Linked DNA regions of Homo sapiens: region 2 is linked to region 1. Evidence: read pairs that join two places in POLR2A ChIA-PET (ENCODE). Cell type or tissue: K562. All regions are shown on one strand.

Region 1 (5,000 bases):
GTTACAGCTCTCTAGAGAGCCTGTCCCATTGTTGGAGAGCCTTATTCTTAGACATTCTTCCAATATTGAACTGAAATCTGTCCATGCCACTCCCACCCATTGGTCTTATTCTGTGTTTTCTGCACCCTCATCCCCCATAACATGGCATGCTGTAGCATACTTGAAGACAATGATCCTGGCTTCCCCAATCTCTCTCAGGTTACATAGAACGAGATCTCGGTTCTGAGGGTGGTTGGGGTGGGTGGGTGTGGTTCTGGGCTACTCCTGACCCAGCTTGTTCAAGTTTACACATTATCCTCTAGGGAATCAGAAAAAAGAGAAGGAGCAGATCTTTTATTATAGCTCCTTCCCCTCACTTCCCATTCCTCCAGCTCTGCTACAGTACAAGGAGAGCCCCAGGTATGTGAGGGGCAAATGAAGATTTATCTGCAGATGGGAGTGAGATGCCAGAGCATCTGGCTGCCCCAGTGACCTCTTCTGTGCCAAGTGTGAGAGAGAGATGGGAAGCATAGGAAGTCGGCCTGTGAGGCTGGCCACCTGCTTGTTCACTGTGGGGTCCTTGCACCTGGTTTAGACTAACACAGTAAAAAAGGGCACCATTGCCCCAGAGCATACTCCTAAAAAGGGAGACAATCCCAGCCTCTCCTGCCTGAATACATATCCACAAGCCACCACCATGATTAGCTAGCAAAGGCAGTCACAAAACCCAGAGGTGGGAAGAGACATAAACCGTCCATGCCCTGAAAGAAGTTATCTGCATCTGAAATCTTATCCTGGTAAATCAGCCCTTTCCCAACTCTTCCCCTTATAAGGACATCCACTGAAGGTTTACCATAGTATACATTGTTCCCAGCCCTCTTTCATTATGGTGGATGGCAGGTGTATTATTCAGTTTGCTGCTATGAAGAAATACCTGAGACTGGGTAATTTATAAAGAAAAGAGGTTTAATTGACTCACAGTTTCCCATGGCTGGAGAGGTCTCAGGAAACTTACAATCATGGCAGAAGGCACCTCTTCACAGGGTGGCTGGAGAGAGAATGAGTGCAAGCAGAGGAAATGCCAGATGCTTATAAAACCATCAGATCTCGTGAGACCTACTCATTATCATGAGAACAGCATGAGGGAAACTGCCCCCATGATTCAGTTACCTCCACCTGGTCCTGCCCTTGACACATGGGGATTATGGGGATTAGAATTCAAGGTGAGATTTGGGTGGGGACACAGAACCAAACCTTACCAGCAGGAGAAGACACATCAACTAGGGACAGAAAGACAAAGTAGAGAAGGCAGCATATTCAAGCCATTGAGATGGCCTGCATCCTTCCTCTGAATCCACTTTGTCCTTCACTCTTTCAACTAGGGAGTTTCTTTCTTTGTGGTAAGACCCTTGGAAGCTCTAGCCAGATTGCAGGGACTGTACCTAAAGGACAGACTGTCAGGCATGCCTAGCAAATTGGCAAAGTTGTACAGAGATCAGCACATCAGGCAGATAGGCCATATCTATACCTCAAGGTCATTTTTGAGGTAGCACAGCCATTAATGCAGACCCAAAGAGTTTTAGGGACTATTCCCTTTAGAACTGAGAGCTCAACTCTGTGCTTCTAGCCACCCATTCATCCTGAAGCCAGGGCAGAATGAAGGGGAAATCCAAGAACCAAAAAGTGACTGTGGTAGAGAGCGAGCTACTCTGGAGTAGAAGTTTGGGTTCTGGCTCTGATTCTTTCATTCCCTAGTCATTTGCCCTGAGGGCATTAGACTAGGTCATCTGATTACTGTGTGCAAAATATGTGCTTTATGATCACAAAAAGTAACTAAAAGAATGTAGACATGTGCTGTAGAGTTGGCATTTCTGAAGCTACAAGGCTGCAGCATTCTCTGGCTATTAATGTACTGGAAATCTTAGGCTCTTTGAAAAGCATGTGGCCAAGTCTGTGGTCCTCATGGAGTCAGCAAGATAGAAAACATAATTTTAGCCTGACAGTTCCAATAACATAAGAAAAAAAAAAAGACCACGATGTGTAGCATTCTAAGAATAATCCCAAATTGAGGGTGAGGAATGGGAAACAGAAACACCAAGTAAAATGATGTCAACTTCTGCAGAACCTCCCAGCATTAAGGCAGAGTTTCTACATAAAAATGCCAAAATTACTGTGCTTCCAAAAATGTTCACTTGTTGAGGCTATTGGGCAGACTCTACTAAGTCTCAATAAGCAAGTCATCTGGATTTTTTAATAAATAACTATTTCAGTCCACTGCCATTGGAGACGTGTGGACTGCCCCAGAGACATGAACATTGGTCAACAGGGTTCACGTTGCTCCTCCTCCATATGTATACAGACTTTGAACTTCAGGATGGCACAGAGGACCAAGGGGTGGTGAATGATGCCATCCACTGGGGTGCCAGGCAAAAATTGTAGAGCTTCTATTTACATTCATTTCATATGATCCTTTTTAATATGGTTATTTGTGCCTGAATTGTAATGCGCATGGTGTATCACTGCAGTAGTACCTGTGTCTTATACATAAAGGAATGGTACCTATGGGGACATTTGCTTAGATTCGTATTGATGAAGTTCTCTTAGAATCCACTGGTTTGAGTGTCACTTCTCAGTGCTACATGAGTAGCACTTTTCATCTCCAGTGGACACACAGAGACCTCAGGGCAATCCCTCACCCCACCTACCCCGCCCCATGCAAAACCATTCTGCATTCTCTCTAGATCTCCTCTTGGGATTCTGCATCCTGAACTAGGAGGTGCCCTGACTATGGGATCTTAGCCATCAGATCTACTTCTAGTTCTGTTCATTTGCCAAGCTTTTTATTCCCACCAGAGTAATGTTCCCTCATGACTCCATTTTGTTTATTTGAAATATAATTGAACATACTACTCCAAAAAATCAGTATTAAAAAATTAGACACAGAGCCATGCTTCTCAAAGTTCATAGTTAGGGTGCCCTGTCAGGGCGACCTCGTGATCTGCCAGAGACAGCATGCTCTGGCACTTCCTCACTTTCCAGCCTATGACACTGACAGGTTGGTGAAGTGAAACCCCCAGAAGTTGGAGCTTCAGATCACTAGGTATGGGGTGTTCTGGAACTAAAGAGTAACCTAATGCCTAACAAGTTGTGCTTTTGATTCTGAAACATCCTATAAAAAGTCAGTCATTCAGTAAGTTGATAGGGCTACTCATTTTTAAAGGAAGGGACTAAGACTCCAAAACATGACCTATTTGTGGTCAGACAACAGCCAGTCTACTTGGGACCTCACCTAGGGAACGGCTAGCTCTTCAGACCCAACAGAGGATCGACTGGCCCAGTCCTCTCCAACTGAGGTCCTCTGTCCCCACCCATACCCTCTTTGTTGTTTGGACCAGATGAAAGAAAAAGCCTGCAAAAGAAAAATAAAATGGAAAGTGCCTCACCATATACACAGGAGTTTATCATCTAAAGTGAGCTCAGGAGTAAATGAGGATTGGGGCTGTCTACCTCCCTGACATACTCCTTCCCCTAAAATATCCCTTCACCCTTGAAATATCACCCTCCTACTCAGGAATGAACTATGGGCATTTTTTTTTTTTTGGCAGTCAGAGTTGACCAGAATTTTTTCATCACCTGAGCTGGAGCAGGGAGACTCCCCACTTCTAGTTGGATGCATCTCTATGTAGAAGCTCTTGGAAGCCTGGTCACTTGGTTTGGGAAAGAATATTTCTCCTTGTGATGTCCTTTTCCTAAGCTAGACATAGCCAATAATGCAGACCACTCACCTATGATTATTCCCAATGATCAAAGGAAGATACTGACTTTATTTAAGCTACTTGGTGTATTCATTTGCTGGGGCTGCCATAACAGAGTCCCACAAATCAAGTGGCATACACAACAGAAATGCATTGTCTCGGAGTTTTAGAGGCTGGAAGTCTGAGATCCAGGTGTCAGCAGAGTTGGTTCCTTCTGAGGGCTGCGAGGGAGCATCTGTTCCAGGCGTCTCTCCCGGCCTCTCGTGTTTGCTGGGAATCTTTGGTCTTCCTTGGCTTGTGGATGCATCACATCAATCTCTGCCTTCGTCTCTGCATGATGCTCTCCCTCTGTGTGTATCTCTGTGTTCAGATTTCCCCTTTCTATAAGGACACCAGTTATGCTGGATTAGGGCCCACTACCCCACCCTAAAGACCTCATTTTAACATGATTATCCCTGTAAAGACCCTGTCTCAATAAGGGGACATTCTGAGGTACTGGGATTAGGATTTCAACCTAGAAGTTTTAGGAAGACAGAATTCAATCCATAACCCTTGGAGAAGTTTCAAGTGGGTTTACCTAGAGAAGGGACCATGACCCCAAATGCATGTGGGAAGAGACAGATATTGCACAGAAGTGAAGCAGACAGTGAGGAGATGAATAGGGAGTGTTAGGAACAGGGGCGAAATGAAAAGTCCACCCTTGCATCAAGAGGCCATCACTGTTCAGCTTCAACCCCCTGTTGTTTTGCAAAAATGAAGGACTAGTTTGTTAGCTCTTCTGAAAAAAAGAATCTGGATTTTTAAAATGACAATTTCAATTTTTTTAGACTTTATAGGACTGGCACAGTGGCTCATGCCTATAATCCCAGCACTTTGGGGGGCCAAAGTAGAAGGATCACTTGAGCCCAGGAGTCTGAGACCAGCCTGGACAACACAGACCCCATGTTGACAAAACAAATTCTTAAAAATTAACTGGGCATGATGGCGTCCACCTGTAGTCCCAGCTGCTTGGGAGGCTAAGGTAGGAGGATCCCTTGAGCCCAGGAGGTCGAGGCTGCAGTGAGCTATAATTGTGCCACTGCACTCCAGCCTGAGCAACAGAATGAGACCCCTCTTTTAAAAAAAAAATGAGATAGGCAAAAATATATATTTGTGGACTGAATTCAGCCCAATGACTCCATCTCAGTTCTGGGCCTCCTGTTTTAAATCTTGGACCTGGATGGTGTAGTTTATTCTATTTATAGTATATTCATGAAGTCTGTGTGC
Region 2 (5,000 bases), 85 kb after region 1:
TTTCAGCACAGTAATTTGCAAATATTGAAGAGCTCCAAAAAGACTAATAAAGCATTTGCTTTATTTCAAAGCATTCACGCATACCTTCAGAATTTTGTTCTATCTTAAGCAGTACAAAAGTTAAAATGTTCCTAGAATCAGAATTTTAGGAATCAAAAGAATGGCATTTCTCAAACCTTGTGTCAATACTCAGAATGCGAAAGTAAACTCTCAGGTAAATTTCAACAGAGAAATCTTAGAAAAACCGGGACCTTATTTGAAAACCTCTTCTGCTTTCAAACACCATATCATATACAAAAAGCTTTACATTTTCATCTAGGATTTAATAGCTGAAGGATTTTAATGTTAAAAAGAAACTAAGAAGTATCACACTTTCCCTTAAAAAGTACCGACTTAAATCAAAATTGTTATTTTAATGTATTATTTCATTCTAAGCCCTTCTTTCAACTTGTTAATATTCTATAAAATGTCAAGAAAAACATAATTTAAATCATAGGGAATAAGTTTTCTCAAAACATTTTATTAATGTGTCAAAGGAGAATGGAAAATAAGTAGGAAGAAAAGGGAAAGGAAAATCTCCTTTCTTGGACTCCCGTGCAGTTCTGTGCACTGTGCTTGGCACCCCGAAAGGTGGCATATCACTGACTGCTCCTGACCACTGACAGGTCAAGGGAAGAGGACCCATGTCGTCCTTCCTGGCCCTGTGATGAGCACTGCTGCACCCTCTTATTAATGGATTAAAAAATGAGGCAGAGTGGGCGCTAAGTAGGTGCTACGGTTCAAATATCTGTCCCCTCCGAAACTTATGTTGAAATTTAATCCCCATTGTGGCAGTATTGAGAAGTGGGGCCTTTAAGAGGTGACTGGATCATGAGGGCTCTGCCCTCATCAGTGGGTCAATTCATAGATTAATGGGTTATCACAGGAACGGGACTGGTGGCTTCCTAAGAAGAGGAAGAGAGTCCTGGGTGAGCACGTTGGCACGTTCAGCCCCCTCACCATGTGATAGCCTGTGCCACCTCAGGACCCTGCAGAGAGTCATCAGCAAGAAGGCCTTCACCAGATGTAGCCCCTGAATCCTGGACTTCCCAGCTTCTAGAATTGTAAGAAATAAATTCCTTTTTAAAATAAATTATCCGATTTCAGGTATTCTGTTATAAGCAATCAAAAACAGACTAATACAATGAGGATCATGACTGGGAGACGTGGGATGGCAGAGTCCAAAACACACACTCAGAAGCACGTCTGCCTGAGGCTGCAGTAAAGGTGTCTCAGCTTGGAACACAGACAAGCTGAGTAGCGGTGAGGCGGAACCTATACCCTGTCATCTCAATTCCTAATCTAATTTAATTTGATATATAATTTAAGAACTTGTGTAGTACTATCAACTTCACTTTGCCAATAAGTGAAATTTAAAGATGATTGCTTAAATTATTCCAATTATTTTTTAGGGACCTTCTCTCTCGATAAACGTAAGAAATATAAATGATCTTTATTAGCTCTAAGGTTTGTCCATGGATACCTCATCATTAACGTCAAAAAAAATTAGATCTGCAATAAAAATAAATTTTGTAAAATAGGAGTGTTCCAGCAAATCCATTTGAACAATTCACTGTTTTAGCCAAACAAATAACACTTTAATTTCATACTGATATAAATAAAGAAGGAGAAGGGAAAACTCTTCCTTAGAGAAGAATGCCAACTAATACATGCAGAAAGAATGAAGGAGTTAGATCACCATTTGGCAATCAGCATAGTAAAAATTGGTTCAGGCAAGAATCATTAGTGGATGGCTACTTACAAGTCTCAAAGTACTTCTCCACAGTTATTTATTAATTACAAAGAGGAAAATAGTAACCTTACAGTGGAGAAACTCCACAGACACCATCTTACCCAAGTGATCAAAGTTAGCAGCACAGTAATGAGTCCCATACTTCTGTGATATTCCTGCCAATAATGCGTGACCAGAGTTTAATCATGGAGAAACATGAGACAGACCCAAATTGAGAAATGCTCTACTGGCCAGGGCTCTTCAAAAGTGTCAAGGTCATGAAAGACAAAGACTGAAGAACTGTTCCAGGCCAGGCACAGTGGCTCACGCCAGTAATCACAGCACTTTGGGAGGCCAAGGCAGGTGAATCACCTGAGGTCGGGAGTTCAAAACCAGCCTGACCAACATGGAGAAATCCCATCTTTACTAAAAATACAAAAATTAGCCGGGAGTGGTGGTGCGCACCTGTAATCCCAGCTACTCTGGAGGCTGAGGCACAAGAATTGCTTGAACCCAGGAGGCAGAAGTTGCGTTGAGCCAAGATCGCACCACTGCACTCCAGCCTGGTCAAAAAGAGAAAAACTCTGTCTCAAAAAAAAGAAAAAAAAAAAAAAAAAAAGAACTCTTCCAGATTAAAGACTAAGACGTGGCAGCTAAATGTAATGTGTGATCCGGAACTGGATCTTGGATCAGAAGAAGAGCATCAGTGGGACATCAGCAAAATCCCAGTGAGGCCTACAGAGTAGCTGTCAGTATTGTGATTCTCCGGTTTTGATCATTACATTACGGTTGTATGAGATGTAACATTTGAGGACACTGGGTGAAGGTATTTCAGAACACTGCACTATTTTTGCAACTTTTTTCTACATCCAACATTATTTAAAAAGTTAAAAAATAAAAATTTTTTAGAAATCGTCAAATGAGAATACTCATGAGCAAAAGTTTAATAAGGAATAGGATGTTTACATAGCAGTTTTAAAGTGTCTCCCCACAAAGAGAAATAGCAATTACAAAGGGAAAAGTAAAAACTTTCCAGCGGAAAACTCCAGCAGGCAGCACCCTCGCCAAGTGATCCAAGTTAACACTACCTCTTATGGGGCAAATTCACACTATGTGCCTCCTGATAAGAGACACTGAGAAGGACACAGCATCACCTACTTGGTATCCCTGCCAAAAATGAATAACCTGAATCTAATCAGGAGGAAACACCAGACAAACCTAAAGGGAGGGGCTTTCTTCAAAGCATCTGATTATGCCCTTCAAAAATGTCAAAGGCATGAAAGATAAAAAAAGACAGAACTGTCCCAAGTCAAAGGAGACTAAAGCAATATGATAACCCAGTGCAATGCCTAAACCAGGATCCAGTCCTCACCCAGAACTTTGACCGTTTGATTATTTGTGAAGGCATTATTGGTGAAATTCAAATGGAGCTGGTAGATTACGTTAATATTGTATCAATGTTAATGTCTTAGTTTTGAGGACTGTACTATGGCTATCTACAGGGGTGTCCTGTCTTTAGGAAGTGTACACTGAAGGAATCTGAGGTAATAGGGAATCCTGTCTGCATCTTACTCTCAAATGATTTAGGAAAAAAAAAATGTGTTTAAAAAAATACGTTTTAAAACAACAAAGCAAAACAGATGCACACAAAGCAAAACAGATGCTTAAAGCTACTTAGCACCTACAATTTTTTATTTTTTAACTTTTTAAATAATGTTGGATGTAGAAAAAAGTTGCATAATGTTAACAACTGGAGAATCTGGGTAAAGGGTATATGCAAATTCTTGGTAGTATTCTTGCAACTTTTCTGGAAGTTTGAAATTACTTCAAAATAAAACGTATTTTAAAAAAACAAAAAGTAAGAAGGTTGGGTCAGAATGTGCATGGCCATGAATGCCAAGTAAAGATGTGTCACTTTTATTCTAATAACAACAGGGAGCCACCAAAAGTTTTTAAGGCAAAACATGATGTAATCAAAGGCCGGCAAGATGGGACGGTCTAGAGTTGAGCTTAGTGTCAGACAAAAGTGACCACTAACCAGTGGAAAAGAGGGACTTCGAGGTAACTTCCCAGACTCCAGCTGATACATGCGGAGATAGACTTCAGCCTGAGGTGTGGCATCACTAACAAAGCGAACGACTTTCAGGGCATGAAGGACATCCAAGTACTGCTCCTTACGATACATCATCACCTTGGCATGGGACTCGTGGTGTGGAGGCAAGATTCCTAGAGAGAACAGGAAAAACGAAAAAAGGACAAAATACTGAGCCATCACTCCAAATCCCTCATCTATGAAAGAGGATGCCGTGAGAAGCGACCCACACAATTAGGCTAGAATTCACGCAGACATTCAAGTACCATGTAGAATCTCTTTTAGAAATTCTCACTATAAAACAATCTTAAATGTGAAATATTATCAATGTTTGAGTGCTGATGCATCACTGATATGAGAGAGAAATGAAACAACACTGGCAAAGCCCTTGAATAAGTATGCCGCATACATTCAAGATTAGCAACCACATCAATCCTAACAATGGTTTAACTTAATTTATGGCAGCCTCAGGCTGCCTTTAGCTCCTAGAGGTCTCACCCTAGTCTTTGTACTTGGCCCCTACATCTCAGAACCACCAACAGCCCATTGAATTCTTCTCTTCCCCAACAGTTAAAACTTGCTCACTAAGTATCCTATCCTCCAGGTCACAAAAGTCCTTAATCTTCATTGGTGAGGTCACCTTACAGGACATTTCTATGACATATTAAGCTCCTTAACCCATTTAAACATGGTGTCATATCTTTTTTACAAACAAATGGCTCTGAGGAAACACAGTGGAAAGACCACTAGACAGACCAGCCATCCTGGGTTCTAGCCTCGGACTGGATAATACTAGGACTCTGAAATGTGTCTTTCTGGGCACTTGTTTTCCCCACCTGCCAGAGGCAGGAAATGGGATAAGCATTTCACCAAATGCTTCTCCACAGAATGCTAACCCCAAGAGAAAAAAAAATGCCCTCATCAAACAGATTTGGGAAATGGTGACAATGAATTTTCATGGCACTAAGTTTTGCCATAAAGAAAAACATTTTAGGCCAGGTATGGTGGCTAACGCCTATAATCCCAGCACTTTGAGAGGCCAAGGCAGGCAGATCACTTGAGCCCAGAAGTTCAAGACCAGCCTGGGCAACTGGGTGAAGGTATTTGGGAAACCCTGTCTCTACAAAAAATTAGCCA

The links. Peaks named below come from ENCODE experiments on the same cell type or tissue, not always from the same donor. Only the 100,000 strongest peaks of a DNase experiment are listed, where the experiment ranks them.
Region 2: POLR2A ChIA-PET joins it to region 1 with 9 read pairs; 10 of 35 experiments call an interaction of 5 or more read pairs at or near these places.

Annotation. Positions count from the first base shown.
Region 1 is chr6:13,232,526-13,237,525 of GRCh38, forward strand. All of the region lies in intron 10 of PHACTR1 (phosphatase and actin regulator 1), which reads left to right. Among named protein-coding and RNA genes, the nearest start is that of TBC1D7, 94 kb to the right of the region's middle. In K562, no CTCF peak of the experiment used is centred here; no DNase peak of the experiment used is centred here.
Region 2 is chr6:13,317,099-13,322,098 of GRCh38, forward strand. TBC1D7-LOC100130357 (TBC1D7-LOC100130357 readthrough) reads right to left here. Exons shown (of 9, transcript NM_001318809.2): 4 at 3,810-3,997. TBC1D7 (TBC1 domain family member 7) reads right to left here. Exons shown (of 8, transcript NM_016495.6): 4 at 3,810-3,997. Among named protein-coding and RNA genes, the nearest start is that of TBC1D7, 8.9 kb to the right of the region's middle. In K562, no CTCF peak of the experiment used is centred here; a DNase peak (open chromatin) is centred at 2,963.